3 separate regions of the Homo sapiens genome follow, and all the other regions are linked to region 2. Evidence: chromatin contacts called from ENCODE Hi-C or POLR2A ChIA-PET data. All regions are on one chromosome and are shown on one strand. The core of a region is the stretch at or near the end of the contact, and the rest is flanking DNA. Distances in the headings are between cores, read along the strand shown.

Evidence for each region. Hi-C counts contacts between places; a loop is a spot of excess contacts on that map. ChIA-PET counts read pairs that join two places held with the same protein, here RNA polymerase II (POLR2A). Pooled maps may share reads with other maps.
Region 1: a loop to region 2 is called in a map of naive thymus-derived CD4-positive, alpha-beta T cell, with 24 times the contacts of the local background. The contact joins the promoter of CHFR here to the promoter of ZNF268 in region 2. A Hi-C loop is called at or near these places in 3 of 168 maps with a recorded cell type or tissue (CD4-positive, alpha-beta memory T cell and naive thymus-derived CD4-positive, alpha-beta T cell), 14 of 37 single-sample maps with no recorded cell type and 16 of 50 pooled maps. POLR2A ChIA-PET finds 5 or more read pairs at or near these places in 2 of 52 experiments (CD4-positive, alpha-beta T cell and activated B cell).
Region 3: a pooled map shows a loop between it and region 2 (2.5-fold over the local background). The contact joins the enhancer-like site here to the promoter of ZNF268 in region 2. A Hi-C loop is called at or near these places in 4 of 168 maps with a recorded cell type or tissue (B cell, CD4-positive, alpha-beta memory T cell, naive thymus-derived CD4-positive, alpha-beta T cell and 1 more), 8 of 37 single-sample maps with no recorded cell type and 13 of 50 pooled maps. POLR2A ChIA-PET finds 5 or more read pairs at or near these places in 3 of 52 experiments (A549 and activated naive CD4-positive, alpha-beta T cell).

The regions. Positions count from the first base shown.
Region 1 is chr12:132,886,188-132,888,982 of GRCh38, reverse strand. It overlaps CHFR (checkpoint with forkhead and ring finger domains), which reads left to right and starts at 1,378. Exons shown (of 18, transcript NM_001161346.2): 1 at 1,378-1,436; 2 at 1,643-1,787. The coding sequence starts at 1,655. CHFR-DT (CHFR divergent transcript) reads right to left here and starts at 1,141. Exons shown (of 2, transcript NR_110919.1): 1 at 1,051-1,141; 2 at 412-863. RefSeq lists enhancers at 1-585, 922-1,331 and a silencer at 1,402-1,521.
Region 2 is chr12:133,180,061-133,182,760 of GRCh38, reverse strand. ZNF268 (zinc finger protein 268) reads right to left here and starts at 1,266. Exons shown (of 6, transcript NM_003415.3): 1 at 1,075-1,266; 2 at 731-815. The coding sequence starts at 763. RefSeq lists enhancers at 879-1,078, 1,119-1,428, 1,024-1,548.
Region 3 is chr12:132,903,475-132,906,372 of GRCh38, reverse strand. No RefSeq gene overlaps it. Among named protein-coding and RNA genes, the nearest start is that of CHFR-DT, 17 kb to the right of the region's middle. Within about 2 kb of position 1,497, at least 2 of the 41 ENCODE cell types and tissues checked have a DNase peak (open chromatin) inside an H3K27ac peak, as active enhancers do.

The sequences.
Region 1 (2,795 bases), core at 129-2,628, 290 kb after region 2:
GAATAGATGGTAAACTTTTCTTATCAGAGTTAAAAAGGTGCCAGAGTCTTACATTCTCTCCTGGATCAGGAAAAGATGTGGAAAAGGAAGGAGATTCTCTACAAAGTAGATTTCCCCCAGGAGACAGTTTTGCAGGGCTACGTAAAACTATGTTAAATAAATACATGTCAGGGTAAAATACTTCGTTTTCTTCCAGGGCCTGCTATTTGTCATGTGATGTATCTTAATGCTACAGACCGTTTGGTCAGCCTTAAGTTGTCTGTTTTAACGTCGACGCTGGTCAGTTATACCTGAATTCCAAAGGGAGGACAGTATAATGGGACATATCCAAACCCTGCTTCCCATCAGGGACTGAACTGGTTTTTCAGATTAACTTTGGCGTTGAGAGACTCAGTTCATTCAGTTGGTTGGGGAGGCTTACAATTTTATTTTTGGTTTACAAGGTATAGATAACTATGCCTATACCTATATATACAAATGTTTATATATGTATATATGTGTGTATATATGGTTTGTTTTACACAAATGGATGCCTACTTTATTTATTTTGGTAGCGATGAGGTCTCAGGCTAATCTCGAACTCCTGGGCTCGAGATCCTCCTGCCTAGGCCTTCCAAAGCACTTAGATTACAGGCGTAAGTCACTGCGCCCGGTCCTGCTTCACCCTCTTAAAACCGCCCTTGGGGGCTCCTCATGAGTGCAGACATTGGCGCGTTCCTCCAAACCGCACAGACTCCCCCTGCGTGGACGCGTCTCGCCGTCTTTACTCCTCTTTCGCCGACCTTTCACTTTCAGGGAATACCCTCTGGCGCCCTTCTCTGGAGCACACACGTGAACGCCGCCGGATTCCAAGAAGTGAGATACTGAGGCAAAAGTTACGCGCGTTCAGAACAGGAAGACCCCGCAAAACGCCGGCCAAGACGTGGCCCCGCGTCCACCCTGCCCACAAGCAGCCGCTCCCACTCGCGGACCGCGCCCTGTGCCTCAGACTTCGGATCTGTGTGATCCACTGTGTGCAACTGTACCCGAAAGGGTCCCCACGTGCACTACCTCGTGACAACTAAGATGGACCGTCTTCTACTCCTAGGAGTCATCCCCAGATTAGCGGGGCTCTCAGAATCCTTGGGGCTTCCAATCCGGAAGTTCCCCGTCCCTTCTGCCCCAACATAACATGGCGCCGACCGCAGCCACTTCCGTGATCCGCAGGCGACGAAGTCGCCTGGTCAGGATCAAAGATGGCCGAGCGCCCTCCACGCGCCTACTCTCGCGGGCCACTCCCGGCTCCGCTTTAGCTGCCGCTCTTGGTGAGCGCCGCCGCCAGCCAATCGCGGGGCGCAGAGGCCTCTGGCCCCGCCCCGCGGATCAGCTGAGGGAGCCGCAATGTCTCTTGACAGCGGCGGCGGCGCAGCCGGTTCCGGGTTCGGCGCGGGGCGGGGGTAAGCGCGGCTGGCGAGGGGGCTGCGGCGGGCGGCGAAGGGGGACCTGGTTGCGGCCGTGGGAGGGGGCGCCCGCCGGCGTCCAGGCCGGGCTGCGGGGCTGCGTGGGCGCGGGCGGCCGGGCCGGGGCCCGCGGGGTGGGGCGGGCGCCGAGTCTCGGCCTCTGGGGTCGGGAGTCTCCATGGGCGTTTCCGGGGTCTCCGCAGATGTGAATCCCGATGGAGCGGCCCGAGGAAGGCAAGCAGTCGCCGCCGCCGCAGCCCTGGGGACGGCTCCTGCGTCTGGGCGCGGAGGAGGGCGAGCCGCACGTCCTCCTGAGGAAGCGGGAGTGGACCATCGGGCGGAGACGAGGTGCGGGGCTGAGGCCGGGGCCGGGGGCCGGGGCCGGGCAGAGCCACCGGGTTGCGGGCAGGCCACACGGGCGGCGGTGCAGTGTGCGCTCCAGATTTTTCCGTGGAGTGAAATGTCATGTAAGAACTGGTATTTATTCGGTGTTCTGCCCACCGATTCTTGCGCATGATTCACGCACATCATTTAGCCTTCGTTACAACTGTATAAGTTAGTTGTGTTCATATACTCTCCAGAATGCAATATTGTCACGTTCGTTGCCGTACAGAGTATCTTTTCTGACTGTAATGGAACGAAATTAAAAATAATAGAAGGAAAAGTGGAAAATTCACAGATATGTGGACATGAAACACCACACTCTTAAAGCAACCGGTGGGTCAAATAAGTCTTTACAACGGGGACCTTGTTTTGAGACAAATGAAACAAAAATAGAATACACCAAAAGGTATTTAGGATGCAGCCAAGGCAGTACTCAGAGGGAAATTTATAGCTGTAGTGCTTATATTAAAAAAGATCTCAAGTCCCAGCCCCTAGAATATTTATTTATTTAATAAACCTGGAAAGCTAAAAACTTGAACAAAGTCATACAACGGGTGAGAGAAAGTTCCCTCAGCCTCCACATTCACTGCCTCCAGTCTCCCAAGTGACCATCTGGTTGTTTGATTTCCTCTGAAGCCTTTGTATGGGGAGAGAAATGCGCTGGTCCTGTCAACAAAAATGTTTAGTTTGTCTGAAAATTAATGAATTAGCTCCGACATTATACTCTAAAAAGGAGCGAGGATGGGAAATATTTGCTGTTTGGAAGCAATTTTTTTTTTTTTTTTGGTTAATTTCACCCCTTATAATGTGCTTGCACCTGGTTTTTTTTGTTTTTTTGTTTGTTTTTTTGAGATAAGAGTCTTGCTCTGTGGCCCAGACTGGGGTGCAGTGGTGTGATCTCAGCTCACTGCACCCTCTGCCTCCCGGTTCAAGTGATTCTCCCGCCTCAGCCTCGGAGTAGCTGGGACTACA
Region 2 (2,700 bases), core at 17-2,516:
CAAAGTTCACCACATGAGGTCATTTCAAGCCTCTCAAATTTGCACGTTACTTCTTTTTCCTAGGCTGGTTTTAATCCTTTGTCTACTTTAGGTTTGTCATCTTTCAAACCTAAGGTTAAGAATCTCTTAATCATTGAAGCATTTGGGAGTAAGGGGTTAGGGGGTGTCCTTACTTCCAAAACTGACCCATTCCTGCATGTCTCCGTGTATTTCCACAGCCTGCTCCCAGAGCACTCATTAACTTGTCATTGTCTTTCTTATCCACCATTCCTAGACCACTGTTCTTCAAGACAGGGATGATAAGCAACCCATCTTTGCATTTTTAGCACCTGCCCCAGGGTCCAGCAAACAAAATACAATAAAAAAAAATGTTGAACAAGTGAATAAAAAAGTTTGTAATTTCCAAAATAAGGTTTAAAGATCCCAGATACAGAAGGCCCTCAGTAAATAAAGGCTGAAAAAACTGAAAGATGTGTGAGTATCCCTTGTTTAACTCCAAAGTTCAGCGTACAAAGTTGTTAGAAAAGAGATTGATGAAAGGAGGAAAAAAGGAAGTCGGATGACAAGAAGCATTTCTGGAAAGTCTAACATGCTATAAATGACGATCCAGTTGCCTAAAAGAGCGGTGGGGTGAGAAAGCTCCTGGCAAATTCAGACTGGAGTAGATGGAGTGCGCACACGTTGGCATTCAGGGAGAGCTTTTCAAGAATGAAAGAAAACCCCTACTCACCCAAATAGAAGCTGTCCGGACCCTGGTGGCCATCCCTACGGTCAGTTTTGTGTGCCTCGCTGGAAGTGACAGGACGCGAGGGATGCTAGAAGAGAGAGCACAGTGAAGAAAGAGGTCACCCAGCAGTCCCCAAACCCAGAGGGGGAGGGTCCGAGGCACCAGGGCTGCCTGCCATTCTCGGAGCTGAGGCTCCTTCCCTCCCACAGCACGGGATTCACCATCTCCACACCCTCACCAACACACAGGTTAGGGTCAGGCAACCGCCCCGGGTCAGCAGCAGGAGAGAGCTAAGGCAGATTAGTTCTGTCCCGTCCCGCCGCCTTGAAACCGGAGGAATTCCGCACCTCCGGCTCCTCCAAACCCTGAAGGGGCAGCAGAATAGAGTCCAGGGTACTGCCTCCACCTCCAGATCTGCAGCCAGAAGGGTTCGCAACCACTCCAGACTCGGCTGGCCCGTTGACCACGACGGGCGATGAACGCTATCTGAGGAACAAGGATCTCGCCATCGGCGCGGAACAATGGCGGCCGCTACGTATGTCGCACAGGAATTGCGTCATGGAGAGGCAAAGGCAAAAAAACTACAACTCCCAGAGGCCTCTGCGAGGAGTTACTCCCGCGCCGGAGGGCTCCGGCCAAGGGCCACCGGGAGGGGGCGTGCTAAGATGACCCGGAAGCTCAGGCCTTCCTGGCCAGGTCCCTGAGCTCCCGCGCTTGCAGGTTTTAAATTTTAAAGAGAATTAAAATACTTGACACCAATGGCTCAACGGTTGGAGGGATGTAAATTAGGTTACAAGTGTTCTAGTCCCTGCTTTACTGAAATGGTAAAAGTCTTATTTTGCTTTACACTTTAATAACAGATTCGTAAAATTCCCATTACATGTTAACATAAATAATATTTTAATGAAAATTACATATATTTTACAAAAGAAAAAATTTAGTAAGGAGTGGCTTCGCTTTTTAAGTCTTTTCTGACTTACTAGAAAGCTGGATTCTCATATCTGCTTCTATGTTTAATCTGTTGCGTATGTTGTTTTTGTTAAAGTATATAAAGATACAAGTCGAACAAGGGATAGTTTTGTTAGTGTACAATCTGAAACCACGTAGATGAACTTTTTCTACTCTATTACATAAAATCCGTTGGTCTACACTGCACTTTGAATGGATTCTTTTATCACGCATGATTTCGTAACATCATGTATTGGCCAGTTGGAAAATATTGGTTTACTTTAATGGCAAAAGCCGCAATTACTTACTTTTGCACCAACGGAAAATATCCACTAATCATTATTGATCTTAAGTATTGGGAAGAGGTGACATTCACAGAGGCAGATACAAGTTTTCTAGAATTCTTTTGTTTTTGGCTTTTAAAAACTTTTATAAATTTATGAGGTACAAGTGTAATTTTGTTACATGCATCAGTTGTGTAGTGGTGATGTCAAGGCTTTTAAGGTATCCACGCCCTATAGTACGTTATATGCATTGTACCAGTCAGGTAATTTATGATTATCCCTGAAACCCCCCCACACCTTTTGAGTCTTCATTGTCTATCATCCCACACTCTACATCCATGTGTACATATCCTTTAGCTCATACTTAAAGTGAAAACATGTGTTTTTCTTTCTGTGCCTGAGTTGTTTCACTGAAGATAGTGGCCACTAGTTCCATCCATGATGCTGCAAAAGACAATTTCATTCTTTCTTATGGCTGAATAGTATTCCATTGTGTATATATAACACATTTTCTTTATTCATCCATTCATGGACATTTAGGTTAATTCCATACCTGTGATATTGTGAATAGTGCTGTGATAAACATATGAGTGCAGGTATTTTTTTTATATATATAATGATTTCCTTTGGGTAGATACTCAGTAACAGGATTGCTTTATCAAATGGTAATTCTATTTTTAGTTCTTTGAGAATTCTCCACACTGTTTTCCATAGGTTATACTAATTTCACTTTCTCACCAA
Region 3 (2,898 bases), core at 248-2,747, 280 kb after region 2:
CAGAAGCTGTGATGGAAGTGGCATTCTACACCGGACATCTGCTGATACAATACACATCTCTATAGAATCTACTTATTATAAGGACCACTTCATGTATTATCATTATGAAAATCATGATCTGCGAAAATAGGAAGAAAATTAAAGCTAGAAATGTATGTGATTTAATCTCTCTGTTTTGGCTGGCCTCAATTCTGCAGCTTCCTAACACGTTTGAAGCAAGGGTCCTTGCCTGTGATTGTATTATTAATACATTCTATGTAAGCTTAGTTTAAATGATATTGTTCCAGCCAGGCGTGGTGGCACCTATAGTAACAGCTACTCAGGAGGCTGAGGTGGGAGGATCCCTTGATCCTAGGAATTCGAGGCTTCAGTGAGCTATAATGGTGCCAGTGCACTCCAGCCTGGGTGACAGCAACACCCTGAAAAAAAATTAAAAATAAGATAAAATGATATTGTTCATGTGAAAGAATGCCCATTCTTTTGCAAAGATAGTGCTCTTTTGGTAGCTTTTAGAAGTTTTGGATTTGGAAGTTGAGTTCTTCAAGTTCATTATTATTCAGGGTTGTATTTACAATTCTAGGTTTACAAACAGTTTGTCAACATCTACGAAATTAATTGCGGGGATTTTTGTCGGAGCGGCACCAACTCTACAGTTGGGAAGAATTGACATCTTAGCAATATTGTGACTACAATAATGAAAAAGGAGTATGCTCCGGTTATGTTTTCCTTTTTTTTCTCTCTTTCTCTCTCTTTCTTTTCCGTCCCTCCTTTCCTTCCTTCCTTCCCTCCCTCCCTCCCTTAAGATAGAGTCTCCCTCTGTTCCCCCGGCTGGAGTGCAGTGGCCCCATCATGGCTCACTGCAACCTCCCTCTCCAGGGCTCAAGCCATCCTTCCATCTCAGCCTCCCGAGTAGCCGGGACTACAGCCGCACACCACCAAGCCAGTCTAATTTTTGTATTTTTAGTAACGACAGGGCTTGGCCATATTTCCCAGGCTCCTCTGGACTCCTGACCTCAGGCGAGCCCTCTGTGCTCCGGACCTTCCGGAGTGCTGGGATTACAGGTGTGAGCCACTGCGCCGGCCTACGTTTTCTTTTAATAGTGTTTCATAGTTTTCTGGATACAGATGGTTTCATATTTTGTTAGAGCAAGGATTTCTTGGATTTGTTGTATCCAAGGATTTCTTTTTGTTGTTTTATTGCAAACGGTAGGCCTTTAAAGTTTTCCAGTTTCAGTTGACTTTAATATATTGGCTTTGTACTTTTGCTTCTTGTTACCTCCCCCACTCCTATCAAGCCACAGAAGAGGAGGCTCCACCGCACTTTTGATCTCCAAAATTATAGTTTAGGAGATACGGTTCAGAAAAGAGCGGGGAGGCGCGCTTCTTTCGCTGATGGGGTGCGCTCAGCTCCTGCGCTGCCCCTGGTGGCCGGCAGGGCGCGCCCAACCCTACGATTGTGGCTCGTGGCGCGCATGCGCATTCCGCCCGCGGCGTCGCCACAGGGTGAGGGAGCTTGGCTTCCTGAGAAGCCACCCAGGAGCCCCGGCTTGGGGATGACTTGAGGCCGCGTCTTCGGTGAGGAAAAGCTTCCCAGAGGAACTCTGCCGGGGAATCTCTAGAGTCATTGTCCTTTTTTAAAAATGTTTTTATAGGCCGGGCGCGGTGGCTCTCGCCTGTAATCCCAGCACTTTGGGAGGCCGAGGCGGGTAGATCATGAGGTCAGGATATCCAGACCAGCCTGGCCAACAAGGTGAAATCCAGTCTCTACTAAAAATACAAAAATTAGCCGGGCGTGGTGCCGCGCGCCTGTAATCCCAGCTACTCAGGAGGCTGAGGCAGGGGAATTGCTTGAACCTGGGTGGCCGAGGTTGCAGTGAGCCGAGATCGTGCCATTGCACTCCAGCCTGGGCAACTTGAGCAAGACTCCGTCTCTAAATAAATAAATAAATAAATAACGTTTTTTCGCTTTTTTTTTTTTTTTCTCTGAGACAGAGTCTGTTTCTGTCGCCCAGGCTGGAGGTGGTTTCGGCTCACTGCAACCGCCGCCTCCCGGGTTCAAGCGATTCTCCTGCCTCAGCCTCCAGGGTAGCTGGGATTACAGGCTCCCGCCACCACGCCCAGCTAATTTTTGTATTTGTAGTAGAGATGGGGTTTCACCATCTTGGCCAGGCTGGTCTTGAACTCCTGACCTTGTGATCCATCCGCCTCGGCCTCCCAAAGTGCTGAGATTACAGGCATGAGCCGCTGTGCCCCGCCATGCGCCGCATTTTCTTTCTTTCTTTCTTTTTTTTTTTTTTTTTTTGAGACGGAGTCTCGCTCTGTTGCCCAGGCTGGAGTGCAGTGGCGCGATCTCAGCTCATTGCAACCTCCACCTCCCGGGTTCACGCCATTCTCCTGTCTCAGCCTCTCCAGTAGCTGGGACTGCAGGCGCCCGCCACCACGCCCGGCTAATTTTTTGTATTTTTAGTAGAGACGGGGGTTTCACCGTGTCAGCCAGGATGGTCTCGATCTCCTGACCTCATGATCCGCCCGCCTGGGCCTCCCAAAGTACTGGGATTACAGGCGCCGCATTTTCTTATCCATTCATCTGTTGATGGACATTTAGGTTGCTTCCAAATCTTGGCTGTTGTGAACAGTGCTGCAGCAAACATGGCAGTGCAGACATCTCTTAGACATGCTGATTCCCTTTCCGGTATCTAGCCATCAGGGATTGCTGGAGCTTGTGGTAGCTCAATTTTTAGTTTTCTGAGGTACCTCCAAACAGTTCTCGGTAGTGGTTGTACTAATTTACATTCCTTCCAACCGTGTATGAGGGTTCCCTTTTCTCCACGTCCACCAGAGACACTTTCCTTAAATTCATAAGCAGAGATTCCCTCATGTTCTGGAATGTTCCCATGC